Regions from separate parts of the Homo sapiens genome. Here region 2 is linked to region 1. A link is a contact called in ENCODE Hi-C or POLR2A ChIA-PET data. All regions are on one chromosome and are shown on one strand. Each heading gives the region's core, a stretch centred on a gene start or an enhancer-like site at or near the end of the contact. The rest is flanking DNA. Distances are from core to core; before and after follow the strand shown.

Region 1 (4,312 bases), core at 1,267-3,766:
AGTGCTGCCAAGTGACAACTTGGAGGCCTGGGGGCAGCCACCTCATGACTCACTGAGCATTGAGTAAAGCGAAGCAGCCCTTTGTCTCCTATCACTAGCTTTTCTCCTTAACTTGTCACAACTCCAAGTTGGCAGTTTACCGTTAAGGACAAGTCCTCCAAGTGGACTTCTAGAGGGGACTGGAGGGCAGTGCCTGGTTCTCATTCTGTGCCTCAGCTTCATCACCTAGGGAACGGGATACTTTATTAACTGACTTATGGGGCTGTTGTGTTTAGAACAGTGCCTGGAGCATAGTTAAGTGCTCAATAAGTATTAGCTATTATTTTATCAGACTATCATTTATCGGGAAAGCTTCCTCTAAGTTTTAGTGTTCTTTCTAAATTTCTTTTTTTTATTTAGAGATGGGGTTTTACCATGTTGCCCAGGCTGGTCTCAAACTTGTAGGCTTAAGCGATCTGCCTGTCTCAGCCTCCCACAGTGGTGGGATTACAGGCATGAACTACCACGCCGGGCCATTTTAATGAATTCTTGTTATAGCCATTAGAGTACCACTCACTGCCTTTGCCTTTGCCTCTAGATATGGGGGCACTTCTTGTTGGGGGTCCACAACCCCCTAAGCTTGGACACTGAGTGCATATTACAACTTAGTAAATACTTTTATGTCCAGTATTTCATTTGAGCTAGTTGAAGCCTCAGGCTGTGTGTGCACAAGACTCTCCCAGGGTCAGGTACTAATGGCTGCCATTTCTGGAGCAGCCCCATCAGAGGAGATGTGACTCTAGGGTACCCCCAAAGGCACTTGGCATGGGATTTGAAAGCAGGCCGCCTGACTGTGGGCTGCTGTCTCCTGTGCCCAGCTGTTCCTGGTGTCATGTGCTGAGCCCTCCCTTCCCCCTCCTCAGCTGAGAGCAGCACCAACACCACCCAGGATGAGCAGCGCAGGTGGCCAGGCTGTGACCAGCAGGACGAGATGCTCAACCTGGGCTTCACCATTGGTTCCTTCGTGCTCAGCGCCACCACCCTGCCACTGGGGATCCTCATGGACCGCTTTGGCCCCCGACCCGTGCGGCTGGTTGGCAGGTGAGGTGGCTGGGCTATGGGGAACGGGAGGACAGGGACCGTGCTGCAGGGGGAGGGGAGGGGGGGTGCTCACAGGCCAACCCCTCGCCCTTCCCTGTGTCTCCACAGTGCCTGCTTCACTGCGTCCTGCACCCTCATGGCCCTGGCCTCCCGGGACGTGGAAGGTGAGTTGTCTGTCCTCTTGTGGCCCCACAAGAAAAGAATAGGTGGGATGAAGGCGGATGTTTACCCCAGCTCCCGCCCTTGGCTTCCCACAGCTCCCCAAATGCCCTCATCTGCTGCTTTCCCCTTTCCAGCTCTGTCTCCGTTGATATTCCTGGCGCTGTCCCTGAATGGCTTTGGTGGCATCTGCCTAACGTTCACTTCACTCACGGTGAGTGTCACAGGCCTGGCCTGGCAGCAGAGTTCCCCCGAGTGGGGTGAGGGCAGAGTGAGTGGGGTGAGGGCAGTATGAATGGGCTGGGGGAGGGGCCTGTGGACGCAGATCACTAGATCAAGTGAGTGTGTGAGAAACTGTGCAGGTGGCTGCAAAGAGCAGGTGTGAGGCTGTGTGTGTGTGGATGAGGCTGTGTGTCGGGGTGTATGTTAATGTGTGTGTTTGTGTGTACAGAGCCCATGAATGTCCATGGAGCTCTGTTCTAGGTCCTGGACTACAGCACAATCAGGACTGACCGAGTCATCCTCCCTGCTGGAGGTTACATTTTGGGGGTGAGGGGCACAGATAACCCAATAAACAAGTAAACTAATAAATTATGTCAGTCGTCATAGGTGCTGGGAAGAAAATAAAACTGGGTAACATGATCTTGAGGGGGAGGGAGCAGCTTGAGATAGCGTGTGCACGCTTGCCATGTCGTGGGAGAGTGGGTGTGTGACCCCGTCCCTGTGAAAGCCATGAGTTGGTAGGTGTGTTTGTGAGTGTACTAGGTTGAACCATATGAAATTGTCGACACCTCGTCGTGCACATGGCTTGACCTATTACATGTGGTGAGTGGTGTATGTGTGTTGCTCAAAGTGTGTTTATTTATGTGAGTGTGTAAACGCGTTAAAGGCTTAGGAGTGTTAAAGGCTTAGGGAGGTTGGAGGGGAAGGTTCCTGGCCGGGCTGGCTCGGACTGTTTATCTCTGAGAAGGGCTGCCTGACTGGGTGGTTTTGGCTGAATTTCACCTCTCCCCAGCAGCCGCCTTTAATTCCAACCGGGGACATTTCACAGCTCTAAAGGAAGGAAGCGGATCCCTTTCTCCCCGCCCCTCTGCGCAGCCCCTTCTCCCTGCTGTGCAACTTGGCCCAGGGCCCTAAATCCCTTCTCTCCGGCGCTTGACCTCAGACCCTCCCTGGCGGCCGGGTGGGGCTTGTCCAGCGGCTCCTCCCTGCTATGTCCCCGCCTCCTGTAATCTCCAGCCAATGGCAGGGTCCGGCGCTGGCACCGCCCCTCAGCCTCTCCCCGCTCCCTCTGGCCGGCCCCGCCCCCTGGGCCGCTGCTCTTGGCCCAGACTTGGACGAGGACGTCCCGTGCTGAGTCTTGCGGGCCCAGCTGCTGTTGCCACGCACGCTGCAAGGCCGCCAGCCCGGGGTTAGCCGGCCGGCCTCGCCTTACCCACGGTACTGGGCGCAGACAGCGTTTGTGGCCCCTTGGAGGGGAGGGGGCCCTGCCCCTCTCCAGGCCTGGCAGCCTTCCGTGGCGTCCTTGGCAGTGGTGCCTCACGGATGCAGGGTGCAGGAAAACCTCTGCCTGAGTGGGTAGAGGTTTTTCCTGAGCCAGCCACTTCAGGGGAAGGGGGAAGGATAATTTAGTTATATGTGTTTAAACACCATTTTTTTTTTTTTTGTTGAGACGGAGTCTCGCAGTGTCGCCCAGGCTGGAGTGCAGTGGCGCGATCTCGGCTCACTGCAACCTCTGCCTCCTAGGTTCAAGCAATTCTCCTGCCTCAGCCTCCCGAGTAGCTGGGACTACAGGTGCACGCCTCCACGCCCGGCTAATTTTTTCGTATTTTAGTGGAGACGGGGTTTCACCGTGTTGCTCAGGCTGGTCGCGAACTCCTGAGCTCAGGCAATCCACCCGCCTCGGCCTCCCAAAGTGCTGGGATTACAGGTGTGAGCCACTGCGCCCGGCCTAAACGCCTTTTTTACCAGAGCTGTTGAGGCCTCCCTTCAGAGTCTCAGTTTCCCCCTCTGTGGAGTGTGTTTAGGCTTTGTACGGATCCTAAGGTCCTTCTCAGCTGTGGGATCTAGTGACTTGGGGAGGATGGTGGGGCCAGAGGAGGGTGTGTGCGAAGGGCATCCTGACTTTGCCTTCCCCTGCCCTGAGGGCTTGGCTGAGGCAGGTGAGTGGAACACATGATCAATTAAATTCTCTCCTGGTGTGGGTTCTGACCCTGCTCTGCGTCAGAGCCACCTCCTCTGGAGACTGTCTGCCCTGGCTCAGTTCCCTCCCTTATTTCCACCCTCACCTCCCAGGATGTGATTTGTCCTGATTAGGCAGAAACTGGGCTGGGACGTCAACCGAGAGGGTTAAGAGGCACTGCCTATTACCGGGACACAGCCATGGTCACAGCCTTGGGTTAGGGCTGGGACAACGACAATGGGGAGAAAGCCATTAATGTGCTCTGTGAACTTGAGTACACTTTTCCTCCCTGGGTCTCAATTGTCTCATCTCAAATGGGTTGGACAAGATCACTGTTTCTTTCTTTTCTTTTCTTTTTTTTTGGGGGGTGGGGACATAGTCTCGCTCTGTCACCCAGGCTAAAGTGCAGTGGTGCGATCTCGGCTCACTGCAACCTCCACCTCCCAGGTTCAAGCGATTCTCCTGCCTCAGCCTCTGGAGTAGGTGGGATTACAGGCGCATGCCACCATGCCTAGCTAATTTTTGTATTTTTGGTGGAGATGGGGTTTCACCATGTTGTCCAGGCTGGTCTTGAACTCCTGACCTCAAGCTTCCCACCAGCTTCGGCTTCCCAAAGTGCTGGGATTACAGGCATGAGCCACTGCGCCCAGCCAAGATCAGTGTTTCTTAAGCACCTATTCCATGTGTTTTTCAGAGGTGTTACGTAACAAACTTGGGAAACCTGGAATTAAACAAAATTAACAAAATGTCTCTCTGAGGGGTGTCTGGGAGCCTTTTTGAAGCTAAAGGGCACTGTGACTGTGTAGGCAGGGGGCAGAGTACAGTTTCCCACATTGATTTTTCTGTTTGTTTTACCTTGGGGCTTTTCTGCTGCGTCTCCTGGGGCTATTG
Region 2 (4,312 bases), core at 329-2,828, 98 kb before region 1:
ACAGGGAGACAGCAGGGAAGATGCTACCGGAATCTAGTGCGTAGAGGCTAGAGATATACTGCAAAACATCCTAAAATGCGCAGGGTAGCCCCTCAGCAATGAATTATCCAGCCCCAATGTCAACAGATCCTCCACTGAGAAACCACGCATTAGCTCCATTTCACAGGTAGAGAAACTCATACCGACACATATTAACTAGTCCAGGGTCTCACAGAAATGGGAGAAACAGCTAGGGGTCAAAACAAGGTCTCTGATTCCAAACTCCCTGCTCATAACTACATCATCTGCTGAGTATGTGATACCAACTTGCGCGTGCACACACACACACACGCACATACACACACCCCTACCTACCTTTCTCCTGGGATCCTGCACTTCTTAGCCTTATTTCTAGTCCATGACCTCCCAGACCACTGGGACCTCTCACTGCTATTGACCCCCACCCAGACCCACGTATGTTTGCTACCATTCTTCCCTGTCTTCACAGGCCCTAGCCTGGGACCACCGTCTGTGTCACAGCAGCCAAACCTCTCCTCCCCACAGCTCTTTTCTACAACAAACTCTTGCTTTGATATCACAAAATGCTTCCCATCTCCTTGCCCTATGTGATCCTCCTGCCAAGCCTGCTTGGTGGACAGGGTGGGATCTGTTTATTCAACATTTTATAAATCAGGAGGAGTAGGCTGAGAAAAGTGACGTCCTCAGGACCACGCTGCGCAGCTCCTACATGGCCCGCCAAGATTAGAACTTGCATCTGTCTGAGTCCTGAGCTCTTTCCACCATCTACGAGTGCGTGTGCAAGGATCACACTCAATGATCCCAAGAGGAGCTCTCCTCATTCCCCGGAGCCTGAAGGGTTAATCCTCAGCCACCGCCCGCACCCCGCACCATCCCGCCTCCCGTCTCCACCCCCGTCCCCCATCCCACAAGGGACCACATACCCCAGCCAGCAGCAGCAGCAGGAGGGTCAGCAGGGTCAGCCTGGAGGCCATCTGGGCGGCGACGTCAGCGGACCTGCGGAGCCAGCCAGCCTCGGAGCCAGCTCCCACCCTGGGAGCCCAGGGGCCCCCACCCCGCCCGGGGCCCGCCCCCATTCCGTCTCAGGCCCCAGTCCCTCTTAGCGAATTCCCTCCTCCTCCCTCCTGGGGCCACCTTCTCCCTGGCTCCTCCCTCTGTTTTGTTTTCCCCAAACCGCTTCCCTTTCCCGGCACCGGCTGGCCCTTCCTCTCCCCGTGGGCCCGGGTCTCTGTCCATCTGTTCAGTCGGAGGGGAGGTGGTGGGAGGGGGAGGGGGTCCTGCTTTAACCAAACAATGAGGCCAGAGGCGTGGGGGAGGGGAGGTCCTGGGGGGCTGAGCACAACAGGCCTGAGGCGGGAGGGGCTGGGGTAGGAGGAGGCAGAAGTCCCAGGTGGAAGCAAGCCTATAGAGACCCCCGAGATCAAGGCGGGCAGGAAGGCGGGGGTGAGGAGACCCCCTCCCTAGACCTCTTCACTCCATGCTTTCCACCCTACTCCCCACCCCTGCCCAGCACCAAACCTACTCCAAACTTCTGGTCACCAGGCAGCTCCAGTGCAGACTGAGTAGAGAGTCCCCCAGGGTCAGGGAGGGTGGGGTGCGGGGGGGGCAGTCTTAGCTATTGGCTGGCCCGGGACACTGCCCAGTTACAAATTAAGGAAGATTGATCGCTGGTGTGAGTTCCTGTAAATCAGGATGGGACGGAATGGGACTGACCGCTTGGTCTTCTTTGTGGGCCAGGCCAGGAATTTAGCCCAAATCCCCTGGTAGGTGGGGTGAACGGGGAAGCTTGGGTGCAGTTCTCAGCTTTACACAACCAAAGCTTCCCCCGCGTCTTCATGAGTAACAATAAAAACAGCATGTACACAAAATGTGCTCCGCAGTTTTTAAAGGAATGAACTTTTTGGAAATTGCTCACCTCCGTTATTCCTCAAAGTAACCCTTTGTGCCCCATTGTACCCATTTGATAGTTAAGATACTGAGCCTTAGAGCAGTGAAATGTCGGGCCCTGATCACCCTCATTTGGAGAAGTATTCTGAAGCCTAATCCCTGCTCCCATCTCCCCTGTGCCCTGTAGGTGTTCTGCCATTTTTGCTCGTAGAGACCCATAATCAGTAGTTCTTTGTATAACAGACAACGGATGTGAGGCACCCAGCTCAACAAGCATTCAACCTAATTAAAAAAAAAAAAAAAAAAAAAGCTAGCCGGGCACGGTGGCTCACGCCTGTAATCCCAGCACTTTGGGAGGCCGAGGTGGGTGGATCACTTGAGGTCAGGAGTTTGAGACCACTCTGGCCAATATGGGGAAACCCCGTTTCCGCTAAAAGTACAAAAATTAGCTGGGCAGTGCAGGCGCGCACATGTAGTCCCAGCTACTAGGGAGGCTGAGGCACAATCACTTGAATCTGGGAGGCAGAGGTTGCAGTGAGCTGAAATTGCACCACTGCACTCCAGCCTGGGTGACAGAGCAAGACTGTCTCAAAAAACAAATAACTAACTAAATAAATATTTAAAAACTTGAAAGCTGGGGTGTATGTGTTTGCGACTAGGGCTCCACAATAGACCTGGCTGGCTGTGTGAGCCAGCAAGTTGCTTTCCCCCTTGACGTCTGGCTGTCCTCGAAATCTGGCTGTCCTCGACATCTAGCTGTCCTCTCAGCATTGCCAGATAAAACACACGAAGTAGGCAGGCCTGGGGGTTCATACCTGTAATCCCAGCCTTTTAGGAGACTGAGGCAGGAGGATCCCTTGAGCCCAGGAGTTCAAGGCTGCAGTTAGCATTGATCATGCCACTGCACTCCAGCCTGGGCAACAGAGTAAGACACTTGCTGTCTCTAAAAAAAAAAAAAAAAACTTACATTGGGATATACTTATGGTAAAAATGCTTACATTGGAATATACTTATGGTAAAATAAATTTTGTTGTCATTGTTGTGTATCTGAAATTCAAATATAATTGGCATTTTGTATTTTTGCTAAATCTGATAACTCTGCCTCATCTGCAAAACAAACAGGTTGTCTCTGATGACCTAATATAGCTATCATGTTCTATCGTCATCTCACTGCAGGCCTATCCTCTGGCTGTGTTTGGAGCATTCAGGAAAGTTTGCTGCTAGCACCAGAACTGCTACTCTAAGGGACTGACCAAGGACAGAAACAGGAGAATATTTGTGTGTCTCCTCGGGGGTCCTTGGACAAGACCCAGAAAGAGTCTTCCCCAGCTTTGTGCTTTATTCTCTGAAGCCACTTGGGAACCTCCTAAACCATGGGAAAGTTATATAACATCAGAGCCATCGTTTGAACAGCTGCACACAAAACAACGTTTCTCCATCCCCAGTGCTCAAGCTGGTGGGCTCAAAGGGACTATGAGCTTGTGGATTCTGGGAAATGGGTCAGCCAAAGGAAAAGAAGGTGGTGGAAAGCAACCTAATTCACTGAGTGCTCACCATGCATTTACATTCATCCTCTCACTAATTCTCATCACCTATGAAGTAGGTGCTATATTAATCCCATCTTAAACAAGTTAAAATGAGGCTCAGAGAAATTAATTGATCTACCTAATATCACAAAGCCAGTAAGTGACAGAGCCAGGATGTGGACCAGGTCTGTTTGACCCAACAGTTCTTTATTAACCCTTACAAATTATTGACACACACCAGGGGCTAACCTGAAGCAGACAGCAAAGGGAATATTCTGGGTACAGCTGCAAGAGTACGATGCTTTGTGGGCCAAAGTTCCAGGGTGAAAAAGCCCCAGTGGAGAGGTTTTCCCAGCTTGTGGGTCTACCTCCTTCAGCCATCTATAATAGCTCTCTGGCCAAAGCCATTCCTGCACTCTGCACATTTAAATGATGTCTGCTTTGTGAAGTCTCCCCTGCCTGCTGAAGCTGGAGCTGAAACTGACTTAATCAGGATGTTTGCGGAATTTCTCCCTAGTGTGGATGTTGAGATATTCAATCAGTGTAAGGTTGTGAATTCAGTTCTCTTCCCACTGGGAGCAGGTCTAGGATTTCTCTGTAACAAGGACCTTTCCTTCTGGTGACTGAGGAGAGTTGAACCCACAGAATCCCTCTTCCCTCATGTTGTAGGTGCACATGGCTTCTCTCGCCTGTGAATTTCCTGATGTTGAATGAGGTACAAGTTCTCACTAAAGCTCTTCCTGTACTCAGAGCATTTTTATCAGGTTTTTTCCTAGTTGAGTCCTCTAATACTGAAGGTACAAGTTGCTGTAGCTGAACTCTCTCACATTATAGAGTGTGAAAAACTAAACACCTTTAGTTTTCCTTCTTAAGAGAAATTT

Evidence for each region. A loop is a pair of places that touch in the nucleus more often than their neighbours do. ChIA-PET counts read pairs that join two places held with the same protein, here RNA polymerase II (POLR2A). Pooled maps may share reads with other maps.
Region 2: a pooled map shows a loop between it and region 1 (2.8-fold over the local background). The contact joins the promoter of SERPING1 here to the enhancer-like site in region 1. A Hi-C loop is called at or near these places in 3 of 50 pooled maps. POLR2A ChIA-PET finds 5 or more read pairs at or near these places in 5 of 52 experiments (BJ, HepG2 and WTC11).

Annotation. Positions count from the first base shown.
Region 1 is chr11:57,497,920-57,502,231 of GRCh38, reverse strand. SLC43A1 (solute carrier family 43 member 1) reads left to right here. Exons shown (of 15, transcript NM_003627.6): 3 at 903-1,080; 4 at 1,189-1,244; 5 at 1,377-1,453. Among named protein-coding and RNA genes, the nearest start is that of SLC43A1, 16 kb to the left of the region's middle. RefSeq lists enhancers at 621-1,394, 1,395-2,170. Within about 2 kb of position 2,516, at least 25 of the 41 ENCODE cell types and tissues checked have a DNase peak (open chromatin) inside an H3K27ac peak, as active enhancers do.
Region 2 is chr11:57,594,951-57,599,262 of GRCh38, reverse strand. It overlaps SERPING1 (serpin family G member 1), which reads right to left and starts at 1,578. Exons shown (of 8, transcript NM_000062.3): 1 at 1,541-1,578; 2 at 942-1,014. The coding sequence starts at 992.